Linked DNA regions of Mus musculus: region 1 is linked to region 2. Evidence: chromatin contacts called from ENCODE Hi-C or POLR2A ChIA-PET data. All regions are on one chromosome and are shown on one strand. The core of a region is the stretch at or near the end of the contact, and the rest is flanking DNA. Distances in the headings are between cores, read along the strand shown.

Region 1 (4,361 bases), core at 304-2,803, 51 kb after region 2:
AAGACTGAAGGGGCTTATGGCTGTCCCTTCTGATTCTCATCAGGGCCAAACACAAGCCAGAAGACAAGCTGGTTCAGAAACCGAATCAACCTCACTTTGAAATGCTCTTCACTCCCCGACCTCCTTTGAAAACAGAATTAATAGTCCAGGTGGAAAGAGATCAAAATGAAAGATAAGGGCTCAGGTCCTCTCAGGTGTATTTTGAGATTTCATTCAGATCAGATGTACCCTGGGTCAGAGTTGACTTCCTAGCACCTATCCTCTTAGGAGACAAGAGCCAGTAAGAATGAATTCATTTGTATTGTTGGCCTGAGGAAGGGGTGGGGGCTGTCTGTATAGGCCTGGAAAAAAAGGACACATACAAATTGTGTTAGAGACATGCCATGAGCCAGAGAGATGGGGGTAAGATGCTAGATACTGCCAGACAGATGGGGCAATAAGCGAAATCTCCCAGACCTGGTGCCAACCACTGCTCACACCCAGCATGTGGCTTTCTAATTGTTTCCCTGTGCATGGGTACACAGGCTTGTGAGCAAGACAAAAAGGAAGCAATAGACAATGCCCTCCTGCTCAAGCTTTCCTGTAGCTCAGAGAGAGGCAGGTATAGCCAAACCTCCTCTGATACCAAGAAGGGACACAAAAGCTCTGTCCTCTCTCCCTAAAACTGAGGGTTTCTTTTTTCTTCTGGACCCAGGCACAGACAGCAGACAGTGAGGGCAAACTCTGGCTAACTAATGATCAAGTTCCTTGGGGAGGGAGGGGCATAAGCAAGCCCAGAGCAGCTCTGATGCTGACAAACGGTGAGTCATGGGAGAGGCCAGAAGTGACTCTTTGGTTGTAGTTCTTCGAGGCTCCCTTTCCAAAGGATTGCTCAGACCAGGGAGTGGGACCAAACTTCCTTCTATGTGGTACAAAAATCATTGAGGACTTCCTGGTGTTCTGGATGTAGATTTTTGCAGATAAGAATCTCTATGAATGCTAGTTAACATCTGGCATATTCAATGATTAATTATTAAACAGAACCAAAGAAATCCAAAGAGCAGCAAAATTTCTTCATACAATTTGGCCTCATATGGAGGGTGAAGAGACACATGCAGTTTGGGTTTAGCAATCGTGTAATGGAGTCCAGATGACAACTCCCTCCATGCTGGAGTCACCATCAGAGTCTCTTGGGGCCTTCAGAGCACCTTGACAGTGGAAACATGACTAACAAAGGACCCAGAGAGAGGTCTTAGGTTGGCTGGGCACCGTATCTCTTCCCTTACCTCTAGAGTCTTTTACTCAGGCCCACAGCACCAAAATAAACAGAAATCCCCTCTGGCCTGCCAAGGGGGCCACAGCATGCTGAGCACATCTGATGCAGCAGGCACCCTACCTACACAGAGACTTCCTGTGCCAGCTGTGTAGCAGCTGGTTCTTGCTCCCAGGTGATGAGCAGATAAAGAGGGACTTCTGGAAAGTAGATCAGAATTAAGGATATAGCCAGGGAGTGGCACTGCTGCTTTCTGGAAAGGCAGATTCTGGGTATAGAAGGGAGTGCCACAGTTCCTGGGTACAAAGTATGGTGACCTGGTCTCTGGACATGAGCCAGGGTCCCTCTGCTCTGGAAATGACAGACACAAAGCATGGCCAAGGACCCCAATGAGGAGGGATGGGCTGACAAACAAGATGAAACTACCCCAATCCACTTTCCCTCCTAGGCCCTCTGAATGCAGGTAGCTATATTAATTAAACCCATGTCTGTCTGCACATCTGCTCATGTCACGGTTCCTTCTGAGAACTCAGGCTGCCTGCCCTTGCTGAGATATCTACTTGCCCATGCCCTCCTTAGTGAGGGACTAGAGCTCCTTTGAGGCCACCTGGAACACCAGGCCTTTCCATAAGGCAGCCTTGCACCTGCTCTGATCAGCATGGGGCTTGGCCCCATGAGAGCCAGAGAGCAAGGCCCATCTAGAGCCTCCACAATGCTATGCAAAGATACAGCATCCAGGCATCAACCACTCTGCCACCAACACAGCCTCCTAGGAGACGGCTAGGTTTCCTGTTGTGTCAGCCCCGTTTCCTTCAGCAACATTATACTGCAAACAGAGAGCCGCTCTGAAGAAAGCACCGTGGTGTCCCATTTCTGGGCTGGGGGACGGGGGAGGGATGGAGGCAGACTGCCTAGCTGTTCTGAAGGGGAACATTCCAGCACTGTGACCCCCTCAACGTGGCTTTCCTTCCCTCTCCCCAGACCTGAAATACTGTTTGAAGAAAGGAAGCATGCAAGCTTCCCTGTGTGACCTTGGATGGGCAGGTTCTGAATGGCAGCTGGGTCTATTACATGCCGTGTGAGAGGGTTAAGCAGGACAGCCTCAACTCTTTATAAACTTTTGCCCTGTGGATATGTACTCATTGGCGGCAGTACAAGACTCGAGCTGTATTACACGCCTTAACGATATGGTTCAACTGTCGGTCAGGCTTGGGCCTGGCAACGGGCCAGACCGCAATCAATGGGACACAGAGCCTCCCCCTTTCAGATCATCACGAAGGCTCATATTATCTCCTTTTCGTCGTGCTGGTTAAATTTATGGAGCAGAACCCTGAAGCTGCATTCCTTGGGCCGGGCCGGCCCACGCGGCCCTCCCTCCCTTTGTTCGGTACTGTAAGCGAGCTGTGCTTCGGAGGACTGCAGGGTTGTTAGTTCAGGCCCTGACTGTTTGCTCACGACTGAAATGAAGAGAGTTCAGTGGAAGGGCAAAAGGACAGCCCGAGTGTAAACCCCATCCCAGCAGGCCCTGGGCCCCTATATATAGGCCCCGAACTGCTCTTCAATGAACAACTTCACTTTGTTCTCACAAAAGCAAAATCTTTAGTCTGATCCCTGGCAAGCTTCTTGCAAAACAGCTACCAAGTCCTCATGCATTTGATTCCCCACTTGAACTCGGCTAGGGCATTAGGAGGAGGCATATTCTATCTATAGCCATCTTCTAATCTTCCTGGTTTCACAGGAGACAGGAGTGCAAACACTGACTACTAGCTAGTCATACTTTTAATACATAAGAAAAGTCAACTTGATTTTCAGGGCTTGACCACCAAAGTAGAATACATAAGCATCACATATGAGTGTGTGAATGCTTGCCATGTCTGTTGAGCCATTGGTCTTATAAACTCAAGCAGAAGGTCTCAAGCATCAGATCTTCTGAATATACCCATTAGTTTGCCCTGAACCCAGGGTCTCTGATTGGCATACACAGGGCTCCCTTTGGTTTGATGGTTAGCCTATGAAGAAGGCCCTCCTTGCCTGGCTCCAGTGGCTCATCTGTGCTCAACACTGATGGAAAATGTACACAAATTGAAGAGGGAAGCTGATCCCAGTTTCTCCAACCAGTCAACTAGAAACCTGTTCATGAGTATCCGCAGCTCTCTGTGTAATGAGACTGCCAGGTTGGATTTTAGAGATCTAGAATGGTGAGTAGTCACTCTTCTAACCGGAGTTCAAGCATAAGAGATGGGGGAAGGAGACACATAGAGGTGAGGAAAATAAGATCAAGATCAACCAAAGACACTACAAGAAGGCCAGGTAGGAAGCCTCTGAGGGATCATTGCTGACTGGACAAATAGTGACAATCCCAAACCATCTGAAAACAACAGACTCCGTCCCAGGGACAGCACACGCACAGGCATGTTTTAACTCTGGGCTGAGGCAGGCTTGAGTCAGGACTTTGCTTCAAGCTGAAGCTACTTGCTCCCTCATTCCAAGCAAGCCTCATAGTTCCAAGGGACACTCTTGGTTATCCTCAAAGGCTTCTTTGTCCACGACCCAATGCTCAGAGATTGACAAGCCAGTGAATCTGTAATTCCCAAGCCTAAAGCACTTTTTTTTTTTTTTTTTTTTTTTTTGGTTTTTCGAGACAGGGTTTCTCTGTGTAGCCCTGGCTGTCCTGGAACTCACTTTGTAGACCAGGCTGGCCTCGAAATCAGAAATCCGCCTGCCTCTGCCTCCTGAGTGCTGGGATTAAAGGCGTTCGCTAAAGCACTCTTAAGATAAGGGCTCCATGGGCAGTGCTTAGGATGAATTGATCATAGAAAACTGTCTCTGGCTTTTTAGAATCCCTCTTGTCAATTCTTTTACATATTCTTTATTCTGATTTGATAAAAATATTACTAAGAACCACGTGAACCAGAAAATGAGAAGCAACAAAAAAATAGGCTCATCAAGGAAATTCAAGAGAAATGTGTAATCTGTGGGACTTGTCTCCACTTGCTTACCTATGTGGTTAGAGTTCAGTTAGCCTTAGCCACAAGGACACCTCGCATCTCCAGGGGCAGTCAACAGAGCACGTTTATTGTATTGCCGCATGGGTCATGTCAATATAGAT
Region 2 (4,317 bases), core at 872-3,371:
TGTGTGTGTGTGTGTGTGTGTGTGTGTGTGTGTGTGTGCACGGAGGCCAGAGACACCTCTGGTGTCATCCTCAGGGATACTGTCCACTGCCTTTGGAATAAAATCTCTCATTGACCTGGAGCCCACCAATTCAACTTGACTGGCTGGCTAGTGAGCCCCAAGACTTCTCAGTGCTGGGATTATAAGTGTGCACCCCCTTGCCTGACTTTTTTACATAGGTCCTAAGGCTTAAACTTAGGTCCTCTTGCAAGGCAAGTGATCTACAAATGAAGTCACATGCTCAGTCTACCATGATGTGTTTTGTTTTATATGCAACTAGCAATATAGTAATACCATACTGGACACACACAAACTCACAAACACACACACACACACACACACACACATACATACACACACACAGAGAAATTTTTTCAACAGAACATATTTTGATCACAGGTTCCCCTCCCTCAACTGCTCCCACATACTGTTCCTCCTGATCTACCCGACTCCATGCCTCTCTCTCTCTCTTTTTTTTAAAAAAGAAAACAAAAAAATTAAACAAAGATAAAAACACACAAGAAACACACACCTAGAGATACACAAAATTGAAAATGGTACTATACAAGCAAAGGAACAATAAGAAAAAAAACAACAAAAAAAGGCTCAGCCAGGGTGATGGCACATGCCCTTAATTCTAATCCTAGCAATCTCTAGGCAAAGTCAGGCAGATCTATGAGTTCTTAGGCAGGCATAGTCTACAGAGCAAGTTTCAGCACAGTCAGGTCTACACAGAGAAACCCTGTCTCAACAAAACAAAACAAAACAAAACAAAACAAAACAAAACAAAACAAAACAAAACAAAACAAAACAAGTGACAAAAAAAAATCACTGACTTTGTTTTTTGTTGGTTGTCTATTGCTGGCTGTAGGGCTACCATAAGTGTGGTTTGTGTACCCAGTGAGAAAACTTTTTTCCTTAGTGAGCAGTTGTCAGTTGGAGATAACTTCTTGGTTCATGGGAGCTCCTGTCCCCTTCTCCCTTTCTGTGCTAGTGCCATGTTTGGTTTGAATGGATGTAGGCTGTGCACTTGCTGCCACAATCTATGTCAGTCCTTTGTCATTCATCCCCTCTCCCTCCTTACAATCTTTCCAGCCTCCTCTTCCACATAGGTCTTTATACATTGTTGCCATTATTCTCTTGTATCTTGTTCTGTAGCATTTGTATACAACTTTGGAACGCATATCCTTTGATGTCTGTTCCCCACCTACCCCCAGAGTTGCCCGAGTATGTTTAGTTAATCTCTCTCTCTCTCTCTCTCTCTCTCTCTCTCTCTCTCTCTCTCTCTCTCTCTCTCTCTCTCATTGTCTCTCTCTCTCACACACACACACACACACACACACACACACACACACACACACACACATACACAAACACACACACAGAGGTGCACACATCTATCCATTGATCAAATATCCAACAAAAGTCTATTAGGTTTGGGGGCTATAGTGGTGAATAAAACATACCAGTCCCTGGACACAGGCTGGTGGAGTGTGTTCATACAGCAGGGGTGACATTCTGTAAGGACATAGCAATAGCAAGCGTCAGATACATGCCTGGCTGACTGTTTGGACCCCAGGCAAGCAGAGACAGCTCTGCCTGCCTGGCTTATTACAGCCTGACATTAACATGTGGCATCTTTTTGGACTGGCTTGTGGAGTTCAGCAGAGCCTGACCCAGAATAGAACATAGTTTATTCTGTCTAGTGGGGTGAGGGGTCCCTCTGAGAGCAGGATCAGTGAGGGAAAGCTTTACTGACGATACCACTGCAAAAGGGTGCTGGAGGCTGAGTTGGGGCTGACAGACAGGAAGAAACGACTCTGGGAAAGTTTTAAGGCCGCTCCACAGACTTGAGCCTGGGCACTCGGCCTCATGGGCCTAACTAAAGGTCCAAAGTCTATTTATGTCTGTTGGCTAAGAGTTTGAGGTTCAACCCACCTTCCAAGGCCCCATCTACCTTGCCTTGTTCAAGAATGTCACCTTTTGTCCAGTGTGGAGGGTATTATTGCTGAAGGACAGAGCCCTGATTTGGAGGGCCTGCAAGAAGAACCAGAAGGTCCACATGAAGTCCTATTATGGTCGTGTCACTTCCTCTGACCTTGGCTGGGACTTGGCCTCCTGCCCTTTGGGAGTTCACAGAGAGGTGATATCTCCTCCAAGTGGAGAATGGTTCCCTCCCCTCTCCAGGGAGGCCTGGGTTTATAGATGAAGTTCCAAGGAACCAAACAGCTGGGACTTTTGAGACTGTCTATTCTTGGTGCAAAGCCCCAGGGAGCCTTGAGGCAGAGGATTTACAACGGCAATGCCCCTTTGCTGAAGGCAGGGTGGGGTGGGGTGTTTCCCTCTGTGGCTCCTGCTTTCTGTGGGGTCTGGGGAATAGCTTAGAGTTCAAGTTCACTTGATGCCATCAGCAGAGCCATGAGAAAGGCTGGCATCTTGACTCACCCAGGTGGCCCAGAAGAATGTCACAAACCTTGCTCCAGCTCCTTGACTGTGGGGGCCTCTGGGGTTGTCCACTTTTTCCCAGTGGGAAATTCCAGTCTGTTACCCAGGGTCTTGGGAATAGCTTTGTGGTCTTCAGAGCCACGTCTTGTTAGAATTGTTGTCTCTACTCTGCACTACACTGGGTAAATTAAATTAGCCTTGAGGCTAATGTATAAAGTGAGCTTCATCCGGAAGCCATAGGATAGAATGCCGGTGGAGAGAGTGAGACAACTCCTGATTGAGATGTTGGGTTTGTCCCTGGTACCTCCTCAGAAAGTCAATCAAAGGAGCCAGCAAGATGGCTCAGGAAGTGACAGTGTCTACTGCCAACCCTGACGACCCAAGTTTGATCCCCTGGAACCCATGTTGTAGATAGAGAGAAGTGACCTCTGTAAGTTGTTCTCTGAGCTCCACATTTGTGCCATAGCACTTTGTGTGTGTGTGTGTGTGTGTGTGTGTGTGTGTGTGTGTGTGTGTGTGTGTGTGTGTGTGTATACTTGAGAGGTAGTTCTTAACAATCAGGTAAACTGAGCCCCTGAGACCTGGCTTATAGAAGTGCTGGCTTTGCCTAATCTTCATTCTCATAAAAACCCAATGAGGGAGACAAATATAAGCCTTTTAGGGAAAAAGACTCAAAGGTTCAGCAAGGTTGATAAATTCACTCACAGCTGCACAGCAAACAGATGGCCTGGCTGGACTCCCCCATGAGTGGGCTCAGAGCTGGTCAGATGTGCATGAGATGGGGAATCCGCTGAGAAAAGTCCATCTTGGACCCTGACACTTGGAACCCAAAAAAATGTACTTTCTGGTCAGCCAGGCTTGAAACCTCAGAAGGCCTCATTCCAGGCATTGCCCCCCCAGGACCCCAGAATGGTTCCAGAGTATATCAGGCTAGTCCCTAGACCTGTCTCTAGAAGTTTGGCACTGGTATTCAGGAAGCAGGGAGGAAGGCCAAGCCCCTGGAGCTGCCCCAAGGAGGAGAGCGGTTTGGCCAGCCAGCCGGTGGGGCCAGGCTCCTTTGTTGCACACTGACAGGAAGGTGCGGCCACCACACACTTCAGCTGCCAGCTCACTGTGGTCACTCAATCCATCACCCAGGGTGGGGGCGGCAGGCCCCCAGGCTCCTGGCGGCTAGGCCTGCAGTGTTGTTTTAGTCTGACTCGGGCTGTGAGATAAACGGGGCATGAACTGGCCCCTTGGCAGGGGGTCAGCCCCTTCTGCCCTCATTAAAGTGCCAATCAAGAAGAGGAATGGAGAAAGCTGGTGAGCTCAGCCTCTCCCCAAGGGGCAGGATCCAGACTCCCTGAGAGAGAGAGAGAGAGAGAGAGAGAGAGAGAGAGAGAGAGAGAGAGAGAGAGAGAGAGAGAGCCAGCAGTACATTCCACTGGGCCAGCCAGGCCAGCAGCTTGCATCTGGTTGCAACACTGCAAAGTTGAGAATGGTCTGTTCTGCATGGGGGTGGGGCTTGGGGGACAATCCTTCAAAGCAGGGAACACCCTGCCCTGGCCTGGTCATAGGCTTATGGCTAGGTATCTGCTGCTACTTGATAGCCACACTGGCAATACAGGCCGTCTGATTACCTCTTCTGAATCTCAAAGCACCTCCTGCTCCTTCTGATAGCTGATGGAGAAGCCATGGCCTTGTGGGTAGGGAGCCACCCAGGGGTGGGCAGTGGCCACTGGGCTCAGGCACATACCTGGTGATTTTGTAGTGGCACTGGGAAGGCTGGGTTCACTACTGTACTGGAGAGGCTGGGCCTACCTCTCCTCTCCACATTCTCGAGAAGCCTCTCTC

Evidence for each region. Hi-C counts contacts between places; a loop is a spot of excess contacts on that map. ChIA-PET counts read pairs that join two places held with the same protein, here RNA polymerase II (POLR2A).
Region 1: a loop to region 2 is called in a map of Patski, with 2.2 times the contacts of the local background. The contact joins two enhancer-like sites. A Hi-C loop is called at or near these places in 1 of 37 maps with a recorded cell type or tissue (Patski). POLR2A ChIA-PET finds 5 or more read pairs at or near these places in 1 of 5 experiments (Patski).

What each region holds. Positions count from the first base shown.
Region 1 is chr4:144,997,623-145,001,983 of GRCm38, forward strand. All of the region lies in intron 67 of Vps13d (vacuolar protein sorting 13D), which reads right to left. Among named protein-coding and RNA genes, the nearest start is that of Gm36317, 36 kb to the left of the region's middle. Within about 2 kb of position 1,554, at least 1 of the 3 ENCODE cell types and tissues checked has a DNase peak (open chromatin) inside an H3K27ac peak, as active enhancers do.
Region 2 is chr4:144,946,015-144,950,331 of GRCm38, forward strand. It overlaps Gm42344 (a long non-coding RNA gene), which reads right to left. Exons shown (of 3, transcript XR_881562.2): 1 at 1,506-4,317. It also overlaps a transcript of Vps13d not described here. Among named protein-coding and RNA genes, the nearest start is that of Gm42344, 8.6 kb to the right of the region's middle. Within about 2 kb of position 2,122, at least 1 of the 3 ENCODE cell types and tissues checked has a DNase peak (open chromatin) inside an H3K27ac peak, as active enhancers do.